2 separate regions of the Homo sapiens genome follow, and region 1 is linked to region 2. A link is an interaction called in ENCODE POLR2A ChIA-PET data of the cell type or tissue named here. Cell type or tissue: B cell. All regions are shown on one strand. Each heading gives the region's core, and the rest is flanking DNA. Links, peaks and the distances in the headings are about the cores only.

The links. Peaks named below come from ENCODE experiments on the same cell type or tissue, not always from the same donor. Only the 100,000 strongest peaks of a DNase experiment are listed, where the experiment ranks them.
Region 1: POLR2A ChIA-PET joins it to region 2 with 12 read pairs; 4 of 35 experiments call an interaction of 5 or more read pairs at or near these places.

What each region holds. Positions count from the first base shown.
Region 1 is chr11:67,560,704-67,569,028 of GRCh38, reverse strand. No RefSeq gene overlaps it. Among named protein-coding and RNA genes, the nearest start is that of GSTP1, 19 kb to the left of the region's middle. RefSeq lists an enhancer at 4,846-6,045. In B cell, for the core only: no CTCF peak of the experiment used is centred there; a DNase peak (open chromatin) is centred at 6,628; H3K27me3 peaks cover 386 bases.
Region 2 is chr11:67,440,616-67,448,940 of GRCh38, reverse strand. CORO1B (coronin 1B) reads left to right here and starts at 5,465. Exons shown (of 11, transcript NM_020441.3): 1 at 5,465-5,537; 2 at 6,311-6,513; 3 at 6,853-6,975; 4 at 7,079-7,208; 5 at 7,427-7,608; 6 at 7,697-7,816. The coding sequence starts at 6,313. RefSeq lists enhancers at 2,680-2,759, 4,970-5,069, 4,730-5,569, 6,410-7,249, 7,449-7,528 and silencers at 5,200-5,459, 5,500-5,549. In B cell, for the core only: no CTCF peak of the experiment used is centred there; DNase peaks (open chromatin) are centred at 2,450, 4,630, 5,180, 6,700 and 3 weaker places; H3K4me3 peaks cover 2,420 bases; H3K27ac peaks cover 7,466 bases.

The DNA of each region.
Region 1 (8,325 bases), core at 20-8,019, 120 kb before region 2:
CCACCTGCCTCGTCCTCCCAAAGTTCTGGGATTACAGGCGTGAGCCACTATGCCTGGCCTCTAAGAAAATTTTTTTAAAAAGTTATTAATTTAGCCAAAATGATAACTCAAAGATTTCAAAAAGCAAAAAACTTTACTCTTGGATTAGAGAGGAGACTCAGTTTCCTAAACAATTTAAATACCCAATAAAGATAGCCTGAGGCAAACTCTCCCACTCATTTTTTTTTTTTTTTGCAGTTTATTCAAAAGGTAAACAAATCTTTCACTATCTCTTTTTTTTTTTTTTTGAGATGGATTCTTGCTCTGTCAGCCAAGATAGAGTGCAGTGGTGTGATCCCGGCTCACTGCAACATCCGCCTCCCAGGTTCAAGAGATTCTCCTGCCTCAGCCTCCCGAGTAACTGGGATTACAGGTACCCGCCACCACGCCCGGCTAATTTTTGTATTTTTAGTAGAGATGGGGTTTCACCATGTTAGTCATGCTGGTCTCGAGCTCCTGACCTCGTGATCCGCCAGCCTCGGCCTCCCTAAGTGCTGGGATTATAGGCATGAGCCACCGCGCCCGGCCTAGTATCTCTTATTAATACAACGCTAAATTCTTGTTCAAAGGAGAAAACCAAATTTTACCTTATACTAATGTATTATCAATATGAAAGCCAATTTTAATAAAATATTACAAACAAATTCAACCAATCTCAGTCAGCTTTGACCACACAAGGTAAGATTTCCATAAATCTTTCTTTACCTCTTGGGATTTTCTATTAAAGAGCAGGTCACTGCTGAGCGAAAACCCTGTTGTTCCGACACAGGCTCAGCCTCTGGCCTTGCATCAGTGCTTTTGATATTAATGCTCGCTTTTTAGAAAAACTTATAAATAATTCCCTTCCAATTTTAACCAACTTGATCACACACAAAATTTCTCTCATGAGATTAATCTCCTGTAAATCTACGACTTGCTTAAACCTTCAGTTTTATCCTATACTCCCTTTTTTATGTTAGCATTCAATCTTAGAACAAAAATTTACCTTACTTTCCCCCTTGTCAGTTTTTGGTTTTTCTGTTTGAGATGGAGTCTCGCTGTGTCTCCCAGGCTGGAGTGCAGTGGCACAATCTCGGCTCACGGCAACCTCCACCTCCTGGGTTCAAGCGATTCTCATGCCTCCACCTCCTGAGTAGCTGGGATTACAGGTGTGTGCCACCATGCCCAGCTCATTTTTGTATTTTTAGTAGAGACAGTGTTTCACCATGTTTGCCAGGCTGGTCTCGAACTCCTGACCTCAAGTGACCCACTCGCTTTGGCCTCCCAAAGTGCTGGGATTACAAGCGTGAGCCACCATGCTCGACCTATTTTCCCCCTTGTCAGTTTAACCACACAGAGTTTTCTCATGCAAAAGAAAAGCATATTCCCTCTTTTCAACTTATTTACCAAAAACACATTTTTTTTTCTAGACCAGTTCTCACTCTGTCACCCAGGCTGGAGTGCAGTGACATGATCATAGCTCACTGCAGCCTCAAACTCCTGGGCTCAAGCAATCCTCCTGCCTCAGCCTTCCAACCAAAAACATGTCTTACTTTCTGTATACACTCTATAGATAGAATTGTTTCTGTTATAGTTAGTATTTTTACTTACATATATTAACTAAAATTTTAAGTCTTTTTTTTTTAATGGAGTCTCGCTTTGTCACCAGACTGGAGTGCAGTGGTGCAACCTCCATTCACTGCAACCTCTGCCTCCCAGGTTCAAGCAATTCCCCTGCCTCAGCCTCCCAAGTAGCTGGGACTACAGGCATGCGCCACCATGCCCGGCTAATTTTTTTGCGTATTTTAGTAGAGATGGGGTTTCACCATGTTGGCCAGGATGGTCTCGATCTCCTGACCTCGTGATCCACCCACCTCGGCCTCCCAAAGTGCTGGGATTACAGACGTGAGCCACTGCACCCTGCCAAATTTTAACTCTTAGTAATCCTAATTTGCAGTGAAAAACCTAGGAAGTATGTCATTTTAAACTGTTTCTTTCTGTTTGTTTGTTTTTGAGACGGAGTCTTGCTCTGTCGCCCAGGCTGGAGTGCAATGGCGTGATCTCAGCTCACCACAACCTCTGCCTCCCAGGTTCAAGCGATTCTCCTGACTCAGCCTCCTGACTAGCTGGGATTACAGGCGCCCACCACCATGCCTGGCTAATTTTTGTATGTTTTTAGTAGAGACGGGGTTTCACCATGTTGGCCAGGCTGGTCTCGAACTCCTGATCCGAGTGATCCACCCGCCTCGGCCTCCCAAAATGCTAGGATTACAGGTGTGAGCCACCGTGCCCGGCCTTAAACTGTTTTATACCGGTATTTGTAGATGAAAACCATTTCATAATATTTTTAGAAAAATGTTTTATTGGTTTTTTGTTTATTAACAGATCTAAATATATTTAGTTTTTCTATACCATATAAACAACTCAGACATTTTATGATGATGAATTACTTAATATGTCGTTAACATAACGGCATTAAGTTTCTGCAAAAGATGTTTGAAACTATGAAAAGTTCCTTTTTAAACTTTTACCCCATTGACATTTATTTAATTTATTCATTCTCAACAATTATGCTTGAATATTTCAATAAACAAAGCTCACCATCCTCCTAAGTTCTTTCTTTCTTAATCATTTTTATAGCCTTCAAATGTTAGGCAGTCATCACCTAAGAGCTCTGTTGAATGTTGGCATTCAACTTTCGAACATAAATTTACTTTACTTTCCCCCTTGTCAGTTTTTGGTTTTTTGTTTGAGAAGGAGTCTCGCTCCATCTCCCAGGCTGGAGTGCAGTGGCGCAATCTCAGCTTACATACATGGGTATTTTGCTGATCAGAAGACAGAGCTGGTTTTTTGGTTTGTTTTGTTTTTTGTTTTCTTATTCTCTCTGAGAGCTGTTTTTATTAAGCCAACTATCTTATTATAGCTGCAAATGGGTTCCAATCCACATTTCTGTCCAGCCACATTCCAGGATCTCACCTTTTTGAGACAGGATCTTTTTGTGTCATCCAGGCTGGAGTGCAGTGGCATGATCATGGCTCACTGAAGCCTCAGTCTCCTGGGCTCAAGCTATCCTCCTACCTCAGCCTCCTGAGTAACTGGAATTACAGGTGCACACCACTGTGCCTGGCTAATTTTTTTTTTTTTTTTTTGGTAGGGACACAATCTCGCTATGTTGCCCAGACTGGTCTTAAACTCCTGGGTTCAAGTGATCCTCTAGCCTCGGCCCCCTAAAGTCCTGGGTTTATAGGCATGAGCCACCATGCCCAGCCAAGCCAACAATATTGAACTAGTCTTATTTACCAAAAATGTACCCAAGTCATGTGAACTAAAAGATTTTTGAGTTAGTTTCTGTTTTCCTGATGAAACATTTGATTAAAACACTTTCTTTTACCGTAAGCTAATTAATTGGAGCTCTTTCATATATTTTGGCGGTGAAATATCACAAACACATGACATATAAAAATATATAGACGTGGTCGGGTGCGGTGGCTCATGCCTGTAATTCCAGCACTTTGCGAGGCCGAGGCGGGCTGATCACAAGGTCAGGAGTTCGAGACCAGCCTGGCCAATATGGTGAAACACCATCTCTACTAAAAATACAAAAATTAGCCAGGCGTGGTGGCACACATATGTAGTCCCAGCTACTCAGGAGGCTGAGGCAGAAGAATCAATTCAACCCGGGAGGCAGAGGTTGCAGTGAGCCGAGATCGCTCCAGCCTGGACGACAGAGTGAGACTCTGTCTCAAAAAGAAAAATCTATATATCTATATATAGATATAGAGGTGTAAAGACACACAGAAGAAGCAGAGTTTTTGATTTTGGTTTTGGGGTTTTTTGTTTTTTGTTTTCGGTTTTTTGTTTGTTTGTTTGTTTGTTTGTTTGTTTGTTTTTGAGATAGAGTCTTGCTCTGTCACCCAGGCTAGAGTGTAGTGGTGCAATCTTGGCTCACTGCAACCTCTGCCTCCCCAGGGTTCAAGTAATTCTCCTGCCTCAGCCTCCTGAGTAACTGGGATTACAGGCGTGCACCACCGTGCCTGGCTAATTGTTTTTTTTTGTTGTTGTTGTTGTTGTTTTGAGATGGAGGTTTGCTCTTATTGCCCAGGCTGGAGTGCAATGGCATGATCTTGCCTCACCGCAACCTCCACATCCCAGGTTCAAGTGATTCTCCTGCCTCAGCCTCCCAAGTATCTGGGATTACAGGCACCCACCATCATGCCTGGATAATTTTTGTATTTTTAGTAGAGACGGGGTTTCACCATGTTGGCCAGGCTGGTTTCGAACTCCTGACCTCAGATGATCCATCTGCCTTGGCCTCCCAAAATGCTGGGATCACAGGCATGAGCCACCGTGCCCGGTCTTAGCTTGTTTCTTGATCACATAACTGACTTCAGGGTGAAGCTTATTAAAGAGCTTCACCCTGAAGCAAAGAAAGCATTCTCCATGCCTGGACTCAGCATGGATAGCTCTGAAAAAGAAGAAAGGCTACTTTACCTGAAGGCCTATCATTTATGAACATTTAATTCACCTTAAAAAAAAAAAGTTCCTTTTCAAGTGACTCACCAAAACCAGTAACCCTTAACCAAGGTTATGACTTAGCCAAGAACACACAAGACATCTCCAAAGAAGTGCAAAGTGATCCTCACGAGATCCAGAACCACCCTAAAGACAGCTCAAAGAAGGAAAAGTCTCACTGTTACTGGAAAGGGGTCCCGATCGAGACCCAGGAGAGGGTTCTTGGATCTCACGCAGGAAATAATTCAGGGTGAGTCCATAGAGTAAAGTGAAAGCAAATTTGTTAAAAAAGTAAAGGAATAAAAGAATGGCTACTCCATAGACAGAGCAGCCCCGAGAGCTGCTAGTTGCCCATTTTTATGGTTATTTCTTGATGATATGCTAAACAAGGGGTGGATTATTCATGCCTCCTCTTTTTAGACCATATGGGGTAACTTCCTGACGTTGCCATGGCATTTATAAACTGTCACGGTGCTGATGGGAGTGTAGCAGTGAGGACGACCAGAGGTCACTCTCGCCGCCATCTTCGTTTTGGTGGGGTTTGGCCGGCTTCTTTACTGCAAACTGTTTTATCAGCAAGGTCTTTATGACCTGTATCTTGTGCCAACCTCCTATCTCATCCTGTGACTCAGAATTCCGTAACCGTCTGGGAATGCAGCCCAGTAGGTCATTCAAGATGGAATTGCTCTGGTTCAAATGCCTCTGACATCACAAGCTGCAAATGGAGCGTGACCCACATTTCTGTCCAGCCATATTCCAGGATGTCACCTTCTCAGCCGACCACCTATGCATAAAGGCTCAAAATCCCCATATGCCCCACAGATGGGAAAAAACAGGAAATCGGAAGCTGCCCATGGGAAGGACGAGGACCAATAACAAATGGCTACCCAAAAGGTGAAGAGTCACTCCAATAATTTAAAACAAACAAGACTGGTTCCCTGACCAGGAGTCCAACCCGGGCTGCCGCTGTGAATGCCCGGAATCATAGCCACCAGATCCCATTGCTTTGTGAGGCCTGCAGCAGAAGCAAAGCAGGCAGTTTGAACATGTAAAGGATTTTAACTTGTTTCAGATCTGATCTCAACTAGAACATGGCTTAGCCAATTCCCTGGAAGTTAACATTTCAAATACCTGGTAAGATTTACATCTCCAAGGGACTGTGAAGTCCAGCAGGGCTTTTAAAGGGTATTGTCCGATATTGGGTCAATAAATCATCAGTGTCATTCATTCATCCTTGTTTAGAGAAAAAAAAATGTTGGATCTGTATTTTATAATGTTAGTAAGTCATTCTCATTGTGAAGTGGTTCCATTTGTTTCCTTTGTTCCAAATTTAGACACATTCCCCCCTTTGGAGAGAAGGAAATGTGTGTATTGTGGAATTCCAAAAATCTCTGCCTGAGAGATGTATGGGAGCCGAGGGAACTAGCAGAGAGAGGTGAGTTCAGATCGCAGGGGAGAGGACGAAGGGGCAGCTGGAGGAGAAAGAGAAAAAGCCTCCGAAGTCTTTCTTAATTTAGAACTAGTTTCAAATATCCTTTTGTTTACCTCTTGAATGGAGGCAATTTTTTCTCTCAGAATGTCTTTTAGAAGCTTCTAGGTGCTATTGGAAGTAAGTCGCTCATTCCATTTGTTTAGTTCTTTTTTTTGGAGACAGAGTCTCGTGCTGGAGTACAGTGGTGTGATCTTGGCTCACTGCAACCTCTGCCTCGCGGGTTCAAGCAATTCTCCTGCCTCAGCTTCCTAAGTAGCTGGGATTACAGGCGACTGCCACCACGCCCGGCTAATTTTTGTATTTTTAGTAGAGATGGGGTTTTGCCATGTTGGCCAGGCTGGCCTCAAACTCCTGACCTTAAGTGATCCGCCCGCCTCTGCCTCCCAAAGTGCTGGGATTACAGGCGTGAGCCACCACGCCCGGCCCCATTTGTCTGCTCCTAAAACCAGCTTTTTCCAGTTGTGCATGCAGATGAACTCATGTAGGCATTTCAAAGTCCTCCATTTTGGCCATTATAAGCTGGGTCATCACAAGTTATGCATGACCAGTTTTCTAAATATTTGCATGAAGAGGCGCGCCACAGTGTTAAACACAAATCCAGCCTATGTTTTCATGTGGATCTTGCCTTCAGGAGGAACACTCAGTTTTAGACCATTGAACCGAGCCTCAGAACCTGGCCAGTTTGAAAGATTACAGATTTGACACTGAAGCCACAAAGATTTCACTTTCTCTTTTCGGAGAGAAACTATTTTCTCCCTGATCAAAATTTGAAATGAGAAAAAAGGTTGCAAATTCTAATGAGTAAGACAAACAAAATCTTAACCTCGGAGAAAACTGAAAATTATGAATATGTGATCAGCAGAGTCTCTAGAGAATAACAGATGAAACTCCCACCTCTCAGTAGAGTTTTGACTCCAACCCCACCGAGTAAAGAATATGTGTAGCTTGAAGCAAGTCTGAATTCACAACCAAACCTGGGAGGAATTCGGCCCTGAGAGGGGCCTTATTAGAAATCCTTGCTGGCTTGGGCAAAGTAAAGTGAGTAAGTTGCTCATGCTGGTACCAAGGCTCTGGTTGCTGGGGAAGCGGTGGGATCGCTGGAGGCTCCCTTCAGGTTCCATCTGGGGTGCAAAATGTCGACTTTAAATAACAAGATTCAGGCCAGCACAATGGCTCACGCCTGTAATCCCAGCACTTTGGGAGGCCAGGGCAGGTGGATCACAAGGTCAGAAGTTCAAGACCAGCCTGGCCAAGATGATGAAACCCCGTTTCTACTAAAAGTACAAAAATTAGCTAGGTGAGGTGGCAGGAGCCTGTAATCCCAGCTACTCGGGAGGCTGAGGCAGGAGAATCGCTTGAACCTGGGAGGCAGAGGTTGCAGTGAGCCGAGATTGCGCCATTGTACTCCAACGTGGGCAACAGAGTGAGACTGTCTCAAAAAAACAAACAAACAACAACAACAACAACAAAAACAAGATTCAGAAAATATTATTAAGTATAGAGTCTAAAGCCTGAGGGTGGCCGCCTGGGAGCACAGACTCAAGTTGCCCTAAATGTACACTCTGATTAGCAGCAGTTAGAAGCTGGTTTTTAAGGAAAAAGAAAAGAGGCAATCCCTAAGTTGTTTACCAGAATTTTTTTTTTTTAGAGGAGGTTTTCACTCTATTGCCCAGGCTGAAGTGCAGTAGCATTACATCGGCTCACTGCAACCTTCACCTCCCAAGCTCAAGCAATCCTTCCACTTCAGCCTCCCCAGTAGCTGGGACTACAGGCGTACAACACCACGCCTGGCTAATTTGTGTATTTTTTGTAGAGATGGGTTTTGCCATATTGGCCACGCTGGTCTTGAACTCCTGGACTCAAGTGATCCACCTGCCTCGGCCTCCCAAAGTGCTGGGATTACAGGCATGAGCCACCATACCCAGCCCCTTTACCAGGAATTGACATTAAAATAATAGGAGTTATTGCAAGCTACTTGGGAGGCTGAGGTGGGAGGATCACTTGAGGATCACAGGAGTTTGAGGCCAGCCTGGGCAACATAGTGAGACCCTATCTCAGTAAAATAACATAAGCTATTGATTGGCTATACATTGTGCTTTGTATCACAAATTCCAGGAGCATGAAGATAATGGGTGAGGCAGCTAGTCAGTCAAAATGCCTTTATATGATTACCTCCAGGCAGGGGGTATGCAACTGAAGTCCACATCCATGTCTCTCCCGGCCTGATTCATTCGTGCACCTCACGTAGGTCAGACTGCTCTGAGGGATTTTTCTTTTCTCAAACACTAAGCTGGTATCTGGAG
Region 2 (8,325 bases), core at 224-8,223:
TTCCAGCTACTCGGGAGGCTGAGGCAGGAGAATGGCGTGAACCTGGGAGGCGGAGCTTGCAGTGAGCCGAGATCGCACCACTGCACTCCAGCCTGGGCACACAGAAAGACTCTGTCTCTAAAAAAAAAAAAAAAAAAAAAAAAAAAAAGAGTGCACTCTCTGGTGACCATCAGGGGTTGTTTGAATCCTGGCTCCACCACTCACAGGCTGTGTGACCTTCCACAAAGCTCTTAGCCTCTTTGGGACTCAGTTTCCTCGTCTGTAAAATGAGGATCATAATAATGGTACCCATCTTGCAGGAGCGTGAATCCCTATGAAGTGTTCGTGATTGTTAGCCATTAATTTGATGACAGCAGTGGGCACCCCCCGGTCTCACTCAGCCCTGGGACCAATACTGAGCCACAGGCCAGCGCCTGAGTGGCAGATCGCCTGCCCCCCAGGCCTCCCCACCATGGCACTGCCTCCTGTTCCACAAGGGAAGTTCTCACCCTCCCCATCCCACTGCAGTCCACACTCTGAGCGCAGGGCCTGGACTTCGGTCCCCATTAGGGCACTCCGCAGTGCCCTTCTCCCTTTTTCTGGGCAGGGCTCCCAGGGCCTTTTCAGCATGGCAGGCAGATTGGGAAATAAAACCTCAGCATCAGCCACTTGCTTTCAGCTCTGGTCCACACTCCAAACCCTACCTCTTGGGGAGTGGGCCAGTCCCACGTCCAAGGACCCCAAAGGGAATCCCACCCATAATGCGTGATTTCTGTCCAGAAGAAAGAGCAGCAGACCATCACCCTTGGTCAGCCAGAGCAGCGGATGCTCAAGAAAGGAATAAGTGAGGTAGCTGGTACCCCAAAGCCGCCAGCCTGAGGGAGGCGGGGCAGACTCCACCTGTGGGACAGGATGGGGTAGAATGCCTGAAGGGTTTTGCGGAATAAAGAGGAGTTCTCAGGCCAGGCACGGTGGCTCACGCCTGTGATCCCAGCACTTTAGGAAGCCAAGGCAGGCAGATCAACTGAGGTCAGGAGTTCAAGGCCAGCCTGGCCAACATGGTGAAACCTCATCTATACAAATACAAAAAATTTGCCGGGTGTGGTGGCGCATGCCTGTAATCCCAGCTACTCGGGAGGCTGAGGCAGGAGAATTGCTTGAACCCAGGAAGCGCGGGTTGTGTAAACCCCCGAGGGGTTCGCCTTGCCTGCTGCCTAGACAGAGCCAATTCACGCAGAGCCGGCTGTGCAGGAGACTGCAGTTTTATTCTTACTCAAATCAGACTCCCTGAGCATTCTCAGGGAGCTGAGTTTTTAAGGATAACTTGGTGGGTGGTGGGAAGCCAGTGAGCCAGCGGTGCTGATTGGTCAAGGATGAAATCAGAGGGAATCAAAGCTGTCATCTTGCACTGAGTCAGTTCCTGGGTGGGGGCCACAAGATCAGATGAGCCAGTTGATTGATCTGGTGGTGCCAGCTGATCCATCAAGGGCAGGGTCTGCAAATATCTCAAGCGCTGACCTTAGGAGCAGTTTAGGGAGGGTCCGAATCTTATAGCCTCCAGCTGCATAACTCCTAAACCATAATTTCTTTTTTGTTTGTTTGTTTGTTTTGTTTTTTTGAGACAGAGTTTTGCTCTTGTTGCCCCAGGCTGGAATGCAATGGCGTGATCTCAGCTCACCACAACCTCCGCCTCCCGGGTTCAAGCGATTCTCCTACCTCAGCCTCCCGAGTAGCTGGGATTACAGGCATGTGCTACCACACCCAGCTAATTTTGCATTTTTTAGTAGAGACGGTGTTTCACCATGTTGGCCAGGGTGATCTCGAACTCCCGACCTCAGGTGGTCCGCCCGCCTCGGCCTCCCAAAGTGCTGGGATTACAGGCGTGAGCCACCATGCCCGGCCCTAAACCATAATTTCTAATCTTGTGGCTAATGTTAGTCCTACAAAGGCAATCTAGTCCCCAGGCAACAGGGAAGTCTGCTTTGGGAAAGGGCTGTTACCATCTTTGTTTATAAACTAAGTTTCTCCCAAAGTTAGTTCAGCCTATGCCCAGAAATGAACAAGGACGGTTTAGAGATTAGAAGCAAGGGCCAGATGAGGTGGCTCATGCCTGTAATCCCAGCACTTTGGGAGGCCGAGATGGGCTGATCACAAGATCAGGAGATTGAGACCATCCTGGCTAACACAGTGAAACCCTGTCTCTATTAAAAATACAAAAAAAATTAGCCAGGTGAGGTGGTGGGCGCCTGTATTCCCAAATACTCGGGAGGCTGAGGCAGGAGAATGGCGTGAACCCAGCAGGCGGAGCTTGCAGTGAGCCGAGATCGCACCACTGCACTCCAGCCTGGGCGACAGAGCGAGACTCTGTCTCAAAAAAAAAAAAAAAAAAAGAGAGAGATTAGAAGCAAGATGGTTGGTGAAGTTAGATCTCTTTCACTGTCTCAGTCATAGTTTTGCAAAGGTGGTTTCCGTTGCAGTAAGCCGAGATCGCGTCACTGCACTCCAGCCTGTACAACAGAGCAAGACTCTGTCTCCAAAAAAAAAAAAAAAAGAGTTCTCTCAGTGGTCCATGGAGGAGGGTTTTGTGTTAGAGAAAATGGGCATGAAGGTGGGCTCAGCCCCAAGACATTGCCCAGCCACACACCTCCTGCCTACCACATCCCAGGGGACCAGTCTCCTGCTGCCGTCTGGAAGACTCACTCCTTCTCCGGTGAGAGATGCCCTTCCTTCCCTCTCCTTCATAGGTGCCAGACATTGATCCTGAGAATTGTGATTATGAGTATTGTTCAATTCTACATTCAGGGCTGCTGCTCATTCATTCATTCCTCATACATTACTTGATCCCATACTGAGTGTTGGATCTTGTTCAGGGTGCTGGGAATACAGTAGGAAGATAGGCAAAGTCCTTCCCCTCAATTTGCTGACATCCTGGTGGAGGCCGACACAAACCAAATACACCAATAAGCACCTGATGCAACATCAGGCGGCGCTGGAGAACACAGGCCGGGTGGTGGCTCACACCTGTAATCCCAGAGTTTTGGGAGGCTGAGGCAGGAGGATTTTTTGAGGCCAGGAGTTTGGAACCAGCCTGGACAACATAGGAGACCTCCATCTCTACAAAAATAAAAATTAGCTAGGCATGGTGGTACGTGCCTGTAGTCCCAGCTACTTGGGAGGCTGAGGCGGGAGGACTGAGCCCCAGAGTGTGAGGCGGTAGTGAGCTAGGACCGTGCCACTGCACTCCAGCCTGGGCAACTGAGCAAGACCCTGTCTCCCAAAAAAAGAACAATGCAGTCAGGACAAGTAAGACCAAAGAGTGGCTGGGTGAGGAATGGTCCAGGAGAGCCCTAGGAGGAGGTGATGTCTGACCAGAGACCTGAATCGAGTGGGGAAAGGAGCCTTTTTGGGATCTGAGGAAAGAGCTTCCAGATGGAGAGAACAGGATGTGCCCAGGCCTCGGGGTGGGAAGGAAGGTGGGTGGGATCTAGATGATCCTTCTAGCCCCAGGGTTTATAGAGCACTAGGAAAAGCAAGGGCTTTGGACCCAAGCCGATGGGGATTGCATCCGGCTGGATGACCTCAGGCAGGCACCGCACCTCTCTGTGCCTGTTTCCTCAATGGGGTGTGGCAATGGGAATGAGATGGGAGACAAGCCCGAGGTCACCCTCAGACACACAGTGGGGGCCTCTTTTAGCCAGAGACAAGGCTCCTGTGACCTCTGCTCTTCCCCCGCTTCGTCCTCCATCCATCTCTTTCTGGGAAAGGGAGGGTGCCATCGGTCAGCCAGGGCAGTGGATGCTCAAGGAAAGAATAAGGGAAGTAGCCGGTGCCCCAGAGCCGCTGGCCTAAGGGAACGGGGGTACATTCCACCTGTGGAACGGGATGGGGTGGGTCTGGAGAGGCCAGTCTGGGCTCCTTGTCACAGGCGCTGGCTAGAGAAAGAGAGAGGCCTGTGAATGGATCTCCAGGCCTTCGAGGGAGATGGTGGAGAAAAGAAGGCAAGGTGCAAGGGACTCACTGGCCATGGCCCCCTTTCAAATTGTAATAAGAAAGCTCAGCAGAATGCACAGGTGTTTACCCTGAAAAATGGGACTCCTGGGTCTTCCACTCGCTCCATAAACACTGCTATTTTCTGGATGGGCACGGTGGCTCACAACTGTAATCCCAGCACTCTGGGAGGCTAAGGCAGGAGGATTGCTTGAGCCCGGGAGTTCAAGAGCAGCCTGGCCAACATGGTGAAACCCTATCTCTACTAAAAATACAAAAAAAATAGCAGGGTATGGTAGCAGGCACCTGTAATCCCAGCGAATTGGGAGGCTGAGGCAGGAGAATTGCTTGAACACGGGAGGCAGAAGTTGCAGTGAGCCGAGATCGCGCCATTGCACTATAGGCTGGGAGACAGAGCGAGACTCCATCTCAAAACAAAACAAAAAACACACCAGCCTGGGCGACAGAGCAAGAGACCCCATCTCTACAAAAAGTAAAAGAAAAATTAGCCAGGCGTGGTGGTGTGTGTCTGTAGTCCCAGCTACTTGGGAGGCTGAGGCAGGAGGATCCCTTGAGCCTAGGAGGTCGAGCCTGTAGTGAGCCATGATCATGGCACTACATTCTAGCCCGGTAGTGACAGACCTTGCCTCAAAAAAAAAAAAAAAAACCACCCCAACACCTGCTGTTGTTTTCTTTACATTGTTAACCAAGAGCATGAAATTTAGGCCGGGCATGGTGTCTCACGCCTGTAATCCCAGCACTTTGGGAGGCCGAGGCGGGCGGATCACGAGGTCGGGAAATCGAGACCATCCTGGCTAACATGGTGAAACCCCGTCTCTACTAAACATACAAAAAATTAGCCGGGCGTGGTAGTATAAGCCTGTAGTCCCAGCTACTGGGGTGAATTTCTTGAACCTGGGAGGGCGGAGGTTGCAGTGGGCCGAGATCGCGCCACTGCACTCCAGCCTGGGTGACAAAAACTCCGTCTCAAAAAAAAAAAAAAAAAAAAAAAAAGAGCATTAACTTTGATAACTTAAAAAGAGTCACGTGAACATATCCACTGTCCGTGTAGATTCTACATTTATTTGTTGGGGGCGGTAATGGGGCCCCTTGGAGGTGTGCGTTCCGTCGGGGGCCGGGAAGGCGGGGCCTCACCCAATCCTGGAGACTCCTGCGGATGCCATTATGAGGAGCAAGAACGCGAAGGGGCCTCGGGTCCGCTGTAAGGCTGCACCCGCACCTGCGGCGCCTCTGCGGCGGCCGCCGTCGGCCCTGCCCCGCCCCGCCCCCTTCTTCCGGAGGAGCTGCGGTGGGGGCGCTCCACCGGGTCCTAGGAAAGGGGCTCTCTCTGGCCCCGTCCCCGGCGGCCCCGCTCCCGGCCCCCCGGCGCCGCTCAGCCTCCCGCCCAGCCCCTCCGCGCGTGACCTCGGCCCCGCCCCCGCGAGCCCCTGCCCCGCCCCCGCTCCGGGTCCCTCTGTCACTTCCTGAATCCTGCTTCCTGCTTCCCAGAGGCCGGGATCCGGAGCCGCCCGAAGCCGGTGCCGCAGCCCCCTGCGCCCCCGGTGCCCCCGGTGAGCGCGGCAGGGCCGGGGCTAGGGGCGCGGGCTGGGGGCTGGGCGGGGCTGCAGGGGCCGGGCTGAGGGGGCTGAGGGGGGATCGCGGGTCCCAGGAGCCTTTCGCCTCCCCTCTACCCCACTCAGTCCCACTCCCCTTGGCCGCCCAGCCTCTCCTCTCCTGGGCGGAGGTCCCTGGAAGTTGGGCTCCTGGTTCACCCTGGACCCCGATTCGAGGCCGCTCTGGGTTGCTTCGCGGCCCACAGCTGCGTCCCGACCCCGTCCCTTCCTGGGGGCCATGCCGGGGCTCCCTGGACATTCCCTGGGACTCAGAACTGGGCACTCACTCGGCCCCACAGTAGAGAGACTTTTCCTGCTTCCTCTCTCCTTCTTCCCCATTACCTAGCCTCCAAATCTCTGGGAGCAGGAAGGAGGCTGCTCCCGACTGGCTGGGACCTACAGTAGAGCTGAGAGCTCTCCAACCCCGGCACCTCCCACCTCCTGCCCCCGACACACACCAGAGCCAGGGAGGGGCCCTGCGTCCTGCAAAGCCCCTCAGGACTCAGCAGTGGTCAGGGCCGGAGCATTTACCTCTCAGATCACTGCCTGCGGGGTGACAGGCGGCCAGGCTCTGCACCTGTGACCCCATTCTGTAACTGGGTAAACCGAGACCCAGGAGGGTTACGGTGGCCTGGCCCCCGGTTGCATCCTCCCGGCTCACCTTCAGCAGCCTGGGGAGGGCTGGAGTTGTTGGGATGGGCCGGACTGACCCAGGCCTCTCTGTCCCGCAGACATGTCCTTCCGCAAAGTGGTCCGGCAGAGCAAATTCCGGCATGTGTTCGGGCAGCCGGTCAAGAACGACCAGTGCTATGAGGACATTCGCGTGTCCCGTGTTACCTGGGACAGCACCTTCTGCGCCGTCAACCCCAAGTTCCTGGCGGTGATTGTGGAGGCCAGTGGAGGGGGTGCCTTTCTGGTGCTCCCCCTAAGCAAGGTGGGTCCTGTCAGGGTTGGGGGAAGAGGAGGCACCTCGGCCACCCCTACTGGGCCTTTCTGCACACCTTGAATCCCTCATCTTGCCGTTTCTCACACTGCTGGGCAGGTGTTATAACCCAGATTTATCGCCCCAAGTGTTAGCACAGATGGAAAGTAGCCTGTTGCCATAGAGGCAGGGTTAGAGGCAGCAAACATTTCCTGCTCACCTGGCAAGTGGGGCACAGTCACATCTGGGCCACCTGTGAGCCGGGACGTGCATGTCATTCCCACTCCATGGAGGGGAAGACCAAGGCTTCGGGAGGGATGGAGCCCACTGACTGCCCCCTCGTGCCCACAGACGGGCCGCATTGACAAGGCCTACCCGACGGTGTGTGGGCACACGGGACCTGTCCTGGACATCGACTGGTGTCCTCACAACGACGAAGTCATAGCCAGCGGCTCGGAGGACTGCACGGTCATGGTGAGGCACAGGACTGGCTGGGCCAGGGTCGTGGGTGTGGCCGAAGGGGGCCAGCAATAGGACCAGCAGAGGACTGAGCTCGGTGGCCCTGTCCCTACCACAGGTGTGGCAGATCCCAGAGAACGGGCTGACCTCCCCGCTGACAGAGCCGGTGGTGGTACTGGAGGGGCACACCAAGCGAGTGGGCATCATCGCCTGGCACCCCACGGCCCGAAACGTGCTGCTCAGTGCAGGTCTGCACCGCCCCCCGTTTTGTGCTCCCCCCCCCCACGGACCCCTCCATACATCCCAGCAGCCCCTCCAGGGCCCACATGACAAATGGGAAAGCTGAGGCCCTCAGAGTTGGAGAGACCCGTCTGTCCCAGGGTGGTGGGCAGAGTGGGCCTCAGCCTGGTGAGCTAATGGCCTCCTGCCACCCACCCGGCCCGAGCTGACAACCCTCACCTGCCAGGCTGCGACAACGTGGTACTCATCTGGAATGTGGGCACAGCGGAGGAGCTGTACCGCCTGGACAGCCTGCACCCTGACCTCATCTACAATGTCAGCTGGAACCACAATGGCAGCCTGTTTTGCTCAGCATGCAAGGACAAGAGCGTGCGCATCATCGACCCCCGTCGGGGCACCCTGGTGGCAGTACGTGGCTCTGGAGGGCAAGGATGGCTGTGGATAGGCCCAGGACCTTGAGCAGGGCGCTGCACTGACCAGCCTGTCCCCCCGACAGGAGCGGGAGAAGGCTCATGAGGGGGCCCGGCCCATGCGGGCCATCTTCCTGGCAGATGGCAAGGTGTTCACCACAGGCTTCAGCCGAATGAGCGAGCGGCAGCTGGCGCTCTGGGACCCAGTGAGTGGCCAGCCTGAGGGGGCAAACTTGAGACTTGGGCCCCACCCTGGGCCAGGCAGGCAGGGTTCACCCTGGGGAGGCCTGTGGTTCCTAGCTTCTCTGCCTGGAACTTGAGGCTCTCAGGGCCTAGGACTCTGTCAGACTTTCCTCTCCTGCCCCCTGCTCGCCCGACTGCCCCACCACTCCCCCATGGCCTCCCACTGCCTCTGTGTCTTTGCCCATGTTGTTCATGCCAACGGAAGGGCCCTTCTCTCCCTTGCTTGCCTGTACCACCCACTGCCTGCACAGGGCTCCCCGCTCCTCCAGAAAGCCTCCTCCTCCAGCAAGCCTCCTGGCCCCAGCCCTCTCTGCTTCTGCATAGTGACCTCCAGGGCACCTTGAGCAGGGGCTGGTGCCGCTGGCACCCCAGCTCCCCACAGTGAGGTATGTTTCAGCACTTGCTTAGTGGCCTGGGCATAGTCTTAAGGCCTGGAGGAGGCTGGAAAAGAGGGACCCTGGGAATAAAGTGA